Regions from separate parts of the Homo sapiens genome. Here region 2 is linked to region 1. Evidence: chromatin loops called from intact Hi-C (ENCODE). Cell type or tissue: OCI-LY7. All regions are shown on one strand. Region 1 overlaps LOC101929650 (a long non-coding RNA gene). Region 2 overlaps TBCD (tubulin folding cofactor D).

Region 1 (4,000 bases):
TTGCTTATGGCAGAAGGGGTAACCCTTCTTCATGTCCCATTCAGGAGCCCCACCCTGGTGCCCCAGCCTCCGCTGCTGCTGCTGCTGTTGGTAACCGTGCACAGACCTAAATGGGCTCGGGAAACCTGTCCCCATTCATCTCACACATTTCTGACTTGGACCAAACCCAAATTTCATTTGGTCAATGCCCTTCTCACCTCCTCCAGCCCCGTGTCAAGAAATGAAGCCTGACTGTTTCTGAATCATTTGCGCTTAAATCCCCCAAAAGAAGAGCGCTAAGTGGTTTCATCCCCAGAGAGACCTTGCCCAGCCTTTTCTCTGAGTGACAGGACATTCCCATCTGCTAAGATATATTAAACCCCAGCTTCTAGAAAGGCTGGAGTAGGATCTGAGGTGTTCCAAAGGCCTGAGCTTCCAACATGGTCTGAGCATCCGGAATCTATGGTGCTCCCTCAAGGGGAGGCTGGGTGAGCTTGGACAGGGCCACACACTAGGCCCCAGGGGAAAACCGCTCCCCCCCATGGTAGAGAGCTATGTGAAACCCTCCCTCTATCTCTCGGTGGTCAAGTGTATGTGAACTTGTCCTCTTCCAAAACTTCATTTGTCAATTCATAAACATGCCCTGAACTGAGACACAAACATGCCCTGAGCTTGGGCAGCGCCGGAGACACTCAGCACTCGGGAGGTTACGATCTCTGACCTGAGTGCTGGCTCTCACGGAGGGTCAGGCATCACAGTGGGCACTGAGACTGGACAGCCACAAGGAATTCTGGGCAAACAAGAGCCCCCCAGCTAACCCCTCTGGACTCCAGGCAAGCAGGATGACATCACAGCTGAAACCCAAGACCCAGAGGGGAGAGAGCTGGGGTGGGGGCAGGACCAGCGGTCTCAGACCCAGGGAGGACTGTGTGCAGCTCAGCACGCTCCGAACATGGGGATGGGGGACAAGGGGTCCCCTCCTGTCTGAGATGGGCTACCTGAGGGTGACTGTGAGGAAGGGTCCAGGTCCAGCACCGTTTCAGCCCCTCAGGTCCCACGGAAGCCCAGTGTTCTGGCACCAGGAGACTCCGAGCACAACCTGGGGCTCAGTTCTATCACTCGCGGCCCAGCCTGCTCCACACCACTACCCCTCTGAAAAATCTGTTCTGTCTTCATTTCACTCAGCGTCTGCATGCTGTGTCACCACATTTGGAATTATGCAAACTATTGTTATAAATAAATCACAGGCATCAAAAAGGGACCAAGCAGAAAATGAGCCAAACTCTGGAGCCTGCCGAGTCGCTCGTGTGCCCTGCGGTGCTGACACGGATCCCACCTAGACCTGTCTGTGCTCTCAGGCCCTGGTGCACGTTGCCCTCTGGGCAGGGGCATGGGAGGAGCAGCTGGACTCAGCCTCCAGAGCAAGGAGGGGCGAGAAGGAGAAAGGGGCCTCCTTTCAGAAATCTCTCCTCTTACCAGATGCTATTTCACCACTAGAGATTCATTCCTTTGGCTTAGATTGTGTCTCTGCATCTTCTATTAAATGCAGGCATCTGGCTGAGGAGGGCGCCAGCCTCTCTGTGGGCTTTGTTTGGGTGCCACGCCGTGGGCAGGGAAGCCAAGTGCAGAGACAGAAGTGGCCCAGGGGGTGGGAGGATGCCCAGTGGTCAGTGTGACCAGGGTGAGCACCAGCGACATCTCTGAGGCCAACAGAGACACCCCCGCCAGGTAGGAGAGAGGCACGAACAGAGAGGCAGGCAGAGCTGAGGCAACCCGTGCAGCCAGTCCTCTGGCCTTCATCGAAACCGGCGAGGCCACAGAGGCTCCCCAGGGACCCACGTTTGGCTGAAGGATGTTGCAGGCCCTGGGCCTGGCTGCAGAGGCATGCAGCTGCATCTTTCAGCACCCTGGGCTCATCTACAGAGTCAACAGGGAGGGATTAGGGAGGGGGCTGTTTGCAGAGGGTTTAGGGTTTCAAGTAAAGTAAACCCATGTGTGCACTGTTATGTAACCTGCTCAGCCAGCCTGCAATGCCTTCCCACACCATCCACTGGACAGTGGGGGCAGACAGACCTGGGCACCATCCCCCAGTCATCAAGACGGTAGGTGCTTGGCCCCTGATGCCTCATGAGCTGTGTTGCAGGCTGGGTCCTTCTCCAGCCTTGGTGCAAGAATATGGAGGCTGCTCGTGTTCACCGGCATTGGGTAAATACTGTACACGAGCAAAGGCCGGTGGTGTGCTGGGAGGGAGCTGTTCTCACCTATGGAACTCGCCTTTCAACACATGGAAGCCACAGTGCAGGAGTGAGGCGCAGCCAATGCCACGGAGGCAAAGCATGAGACAGGCCCCAGCTCGCAAGCCCACCTTCCTCTAGGCTGAGTGAGGCCTGTGGGCACTCGCACACACATTAAAGGAGGGCACCGAATCCCGGCCTGGGACTGGCCTCACTGTCGGGGTCTTGATGCCACACTCTGCTCAGGGGTCAGGGGAATACTGTCCAGTTGAACCTCAAGGGCCGCCTCGTCGGGGCCTCCAGGGGCCAAAAGTGAGGGTCCTCAAGCCCCCCACAGCAGCCTGACCCCCACGGGGCCTGCACAGGCTCTGGAGCCAGGGAGGGTTCACCGACGGCTGCCTAGGCCATCTGCCTCAGCCCGCTTGGGACAGAGCCTGGCATGGGGACACAGGTCAGATGAACAAAGGTCCTGTGGGCCTGCAGCCCTTGCTCCTGAGCACCGTGCCAGCCCTCCCCTCGGGAAGGGGATCACCTTTCTCTGGGCAGGACCCTGCCCCACCACCACTCAGGCTCAGATGCTGAGGTTGGCTTCTCCTGCCTCAGCACTGACAACTTTTCCTTCTTCATCTGATCCTTCACCAAGTATTTACTGAGTCCTTCACCAGACGTGGCAGCACTCTAGGTACTGGGCAGAGCGGGGAAGAGGCCAACACTGCTCACCCAGCCCTCCTCGCTGCACCCCGACCCCACTGCTGACCCAGCCCTCCTCGCTGCACCCCGACCCCACTGCTCGCCCAGCCCTCCTCACCACACTGCTGACCCCACTGCTGACCCAGCCCTCCTCGCCGCACCCCGACCCCACTGCTCACCCAGCCCTCCTCGCCGCACCCCTCACCCCACTGCTGACCCAGCCCTCCTCACCACACCCCTCACCCCACTGCTCACCCAGCCCTCCTCGCCACACTGCTGACCCCACTGCTGACCCAGCCCTCCTCGCCGCACCCCTGACCCCACTGCTGACCCAGCCCTCCTCGCCGCACTGCTGACCCCACTGCTGACCCAGCCCTCCTCGCCGCACCCCTCACCCCACTGCTGACCCAGCCCTCCTCGCCGCACCCCTCACCCCACTGCTCACCCAGCCCTCCTCGCCGCACTGCTGACCCCACTGCTCACCCAGCCCTCCTCGCCGCACCCGACCCCACTGCTCACCCAGCCCTCCTCGCCGCACCCCTTCACCCCACTGCTCACCCAGCCCTCCTCGCCACACTGCTGACCACACTGCTCACCCAGCCCTCCTCGCCGCACCCCTCACCCCACTGCTCACCCAGCCCTCCTCGCCGCACTGCTGACCCCACTGCTCACCCAGCCCTCCTCGCCGCACCCCTCACCCCAGTGCTCACCCAGCCCTCCTCGCCGCACCCGACCCCACTGCTCACCCAGCCCTCCTCGCCGCACCCCTCACCCCACTGCTGACCCAGCCCTCCTCGCCGCACCCCTCACCCCACTGCTCACCCAGCCCTCCTCGCCGCACTGCTGACCCCACTGCTGACCCAGCCCTCCTCGCCGCACCCGACCCCACTGCTCACCCAGCCCTCCTCGCCACACTGCTGACCCCACTGCTCACCCAGCCCTCCTCGCCACACTGCTGACCCCACTGCTCACCCAGCCCTCCTCGCCGCACTGCTGACCCCACTGCTCACCCAGCCCTCCTCACCACACTGCTGACCCCACTGCTGACCCAGCCCTCCTCGCCGCACCCGACCCCACTGCTCACCCAGCCCTCCTCG
Region 2 (4,000 bases), 390 kb after region 1:
CCTACTTGGGGACCTGGCTGCTTTTATTAACTATAAAAAAGCAGAGTGGCTTCAGCACCTCTCTTCACAAGGGCCGAGCGGGAGCTGGGAGTGAGGCTGACAGTGCCAGCGTTCTTTGGCTTTCTTGGTTTTTAATGCTGTTGTGTGTGACTATTTTATCCTTTAACAAGAGTTGTGCTTTTGTCAATGATAAAAATAAAAAGAAACCGCACTGCAAAGGGGAGACTCGAGCCTAACAGCCGATAAGGGGAAGAGCATCCTATTACCACTTTCATAGTCAACAGCCCCGTCTCGCAGTCCGAGTCCCCCAGCCCCGCCGCCGCCTCCCAGCCATTGTGAGAACACACAGGGAGAAACCCACTCCACACAGTCGACAATCTTCCAATCAGAGCACTAGAAACCAAGAGAGCACAACTATCAATCAGCAAGCAGAGTCACACATGAAATGACAGCCATTTTCCTTTTTGTAAATTTTTTTTTAGATGGAGTCTTGCTCTGTTGCCCAGGCTGGAATGCAGTGGCGCCATGTCGGCTCACTGCAACCTCCACCTCCCGGGTTCAAGCGATTTTCCTGCCTCAGCCTCCCAAGTAGCTGGGATTACAGGCGCGCACCACCATGCCCAACTAATTTTTTGTATTTTTAGTAGAGACAGGGTTTCACCATGTTGGCCAGGCTGGTATCAAACTCCTGGCCTCAAGTGATCCACCTGCCTCGGCCTCCCAAAGCGCTGGGATTACCGGCATGAGCCACTGTGCCCAGCCCATTTTCCATTTTTAATGTGTTTTTCTCCTTCCTTGAATTTCCTCAATTTGCATTAATCTTAATGCTTAAATTGGGACTAAACCAAAGCGTGTTTTTAAAGCTGAAGTACAGGGGCCTTCCAGGGAAATTACATTGCCAAACACTTGCTTCCCTCCCACAGGAGTTAAAAACCCTCACTGCAAGGGAACTACGCTTCGAGGGAAATGAAGATCAAATCCTGGTTTCGATGGTACTTGTTGAGAGTTCACCTGTTTCGCCCACAGTAATGAACAGGTGGATGACAATGAAGCCAAGTGCATCAAAGGAAACAGATGAAACCCTAAGCAGAATCCACCTGCAAGTTTCATCATGTACAGCAGGCGCCCGGCCTCTGCCTGCAGCTCTGCCAAGCCCAAGGTGAAACCTCCCACCCGCTCAGCACCCAGCACGACTTCCTCCTGCTGAGGCAACCTGGATCAGACCAAACGGACCCTTCCAAGAGACAGAAGGAAACAACACACATGACTCTGGAAAGACTCGAGATGCTCCAGCAGCCGCCCAGGGCTTCAGACGCTCTGGAAGGGACGTGCTGGCCCCAGGAGCTGCCAGAAGCCCGGCCCCGCCAGGCGTTGCTTCACGGCAGTTTCATTCATTCCCTTCCCAGGGATTTCAGCCGGCTGCGTCAGACAATTGCTCACTCTTGCTGAGGGCAAATCTCTGAATAGTTCTGAGGTGCTGCTGCCAAACCGCCTGGGTGCTCTGCCCTAAACGGCAGGACAGCACGCCTCACTCTTTGCCAGCATATGCCGGGGGGTGGCACAGGGCTCGGCTCTCCTAAGCCTTTGAGAAGACCGTTTTACACCTCGGGAGGAAGGGGAAAAACGAATGTCTCTCCACCTCAACGTGGAACTTGGAGATGTCAAAATAAAAAGCACTTCCCCACTCCTGGCTGGTTTGACTTTGCTACAGGAATTCCCACCTGTCCCAGCAGCTAGGAGGGGAATGGGGCAGCGAGCCGTCCCGCCCACCCACCCTCTGGGTATTCCAAATGCAGGCTGTGCAACACGTGTCTCCCACTTGGGATGGAAGAACAGAAAACTTGGGAACAATCTAGAGAAAACCAACAAGATCATCAAAAAAAAAAAAAAAAAAAGTAAAGAACCGAACCCACAACAAAGAAACTGCAGAACTAGACACATGTGGCCACAAGACCCTCCCAAGCCGAGAAGGACTCGGAGCCCTGCACCCAGGGGACACCGTGGAGCCCTCCAAGGCAGCCTGAACGCAGTGGCCCACAGCCCCTCACCAGGAGGCTGCCTCTCCCACAGCCAGCCTGGCCAGAAGGTGGCACGCCTCACCTGCCTGCAAGTCCCTGGGCAGCCACAGCTGGCTCCAGCCCCAAGGCTGGGATATCCTGCTGACCCAACAGCATGGGGTGGGGACGGCAGAGGAGGGGAGGCTCCCAGGCCAGGCTGACGAGAGCTGCAGGAGACCCCTAGAAGCCCGTTAAGAGACCGGACAGAGATCAAATTTGCCTCCCCTCCCAAAGCAGCACCCACACTCGGGGCAGGGCTAACGGCCTCCCCTGCAGAGGCACCACACTCGGGGCAGAGCCATTGGAGACAACCAGCTCTGGTCACATCCTGTTAGACCTCCCATTTGCTCCCCTGACCTGAGATGTTTTTCCCCCACAGCACTGAGTTTTATTAGGGATTTCATTAAGGTTAAATTTCTAAGGATGAGGGAATCCTAGAGGGCAGAGAAGCCCTCGAAGCCACCTCAGATCCTGTGAGCCACAGGTTCTACGGTGGGATCGCCACCTGGTTCCAGGTGCAGATGATTATAAGGACACTGCTTTGGCCCCACGGGCTGGTAGGCTGGTTAATTCTTCCCCACCCAGAACACGATCATGAAGGCCGTGAAGCTGAAGAGCTGCTTACACAATATTCCAAGAAGCAGGTGTGCGGGACATATCCACATGGATCCTGACACACATGTAGGTGCCAACATTGTCATTTCACCAGTCCAACCTCAGGCCAGGTGGTCCCAGTCACAGCATGGACCCCCTCCCACTGCGATGGGTCGGGTCCAGTGGTCCCAGTCACACAGCATGGACCCCCCTCCCGCTGCGATGGGTCGGGTCCAGTGGTCCCAGTCACACAGCATGGACCCCCCTCCCGCTGCGATGGGCGGGATCCAGTGGTCCCAGTCACACAGCATGGACCCCCCTCCCGCTGCGATGGACGGGATCCAGTGGTCCCAGTCACACATCATGGACCCCCCTCCCGCTGCGATGGGTGGGATCCAGTGGTCCCAGTCACACAGCATGGACCCCCCTCCCGCTGCGATGGGTCGGGTCCAGTGGTCCCAGTCACACAGCATGGACCCCCCTCCCGCTGCGATGGGTCGGGTCCAGTGGTCCCAGTCACACAGCATGGACGCCCCTCCCGCTGCGATGGGTGGGATCCAGTGGTCCCAGTCACACAGCATGGACCCCCCTCCCGCTGCGATGGGTCGGGTCCAGTGGTCCCAGTCACACAGCATGGACCCCCCTCCCGCTGCGATGGGTCGGGTCCAGTGGTCCCAGTCACACAGCATGGACCCCCCTCCCGCTGCGATGGGTGGGATCCAGTGGTCCCAGTCACACAGCATGGACCCCCCTCCCGCTGCGATGGGTCGGGTCCAGTGGTCCCAGTCACACAGCATGGACCCCCCTCCCGCTGCGATGGGTGGGATCCAGTGGTCTCAGTCACACAGCATGGACCCCCTGTCGCTGCGATGGGTGGGATCCAGTGGTCCCAGTCACACAGCATGGACCCCCCTCCCGCTGCGATGGGTGGGGTCCAGTGGTCCCAGTCACACAGCATGGACCCCCCTCCCGCTGCGATGGGTGGGGTCCAGTGGTCTCAGTCACACAGCATGGACCCCCTGTCGCTGCGATGGGTGGGATCCAGTGGTCCCAGTCACACAGCATGGACCCCCCTCCCGCTGCGATGGGTGGGGTCCAGTGGTCTCAGTCACACAGCATGGACCCCCTGTCGCTGCGATGGGTCGGGTCCAGTGGTCTTAGTCACAGCACGTACCCCTTTCCCACTGCAATGGTTCGGGGAGCTGCGGCAGTTGCCACACCCCATGCCACCAGCCGGGTAAGGCTCATGGTCTTCCACACGCATGTCATACTTCTTGGCAGTAGCGGCCCATTCTTCTGGGGTCTTAGGGACCTAAGAGCGTGTCCTTGGTCATGTGGGAGGCTGTCTG

The links. Peaks named below come from ENCODE experiments on the same cell type or tissue, not always from the same donor. Only the 100,000 strongest peaks of a DNase experiment are listed, where the experiment ranks them.
Region 2: a loop joins it to region 1, with 11 times the contacts of the local background. A loop is called at or near these places in 1 of 110 quality-filtered maps.

The regions. Positions count from the first base shown.
Region 1 is chr17:83,172,525-83,176,524 of GRCh38, reverse strand. All of the region lies in intron 2 of LOC101929650 (a long non-coding RNA gene), which reads right to left. All of the region lies in intron 1 of LOC124904105 (a long non-coding RNA gene), which reads right to left. Among named protein-coding and RNA genes, the nearest start is that of METRNL, 95 kb to the right of the region's middle. In OCI-LY7, a CTCF peak has its summit at 1,514; DNase peaks (open chromatin) are centred at 1,204 and 1,824; H3K4me3 peaks cover 1,326 bases; H3K27ac peaks cover 1,399 bases.
Region 2 is chr17:82,784,717-82,788,716 of GRCh38, reverse strand. The region is part of intron 7 of TBCD (tubulin folding cofactor D); the gene reads right to left. Among named protein-coding and RNA genes, the nearest start is that of TBCD, 35 kb to the right of the region's middle. RefSeq lists an enhancer at 1,155-1,204. In OCI-LY7, a CTCF peak has its summit at 2,084 (motif pointing right); DNase peaks (open chromatin) are centred at 1,076 and 2,076; H3K4me3 peaks cover 836 bases; H3K27ac peaks cover 2,009 bases.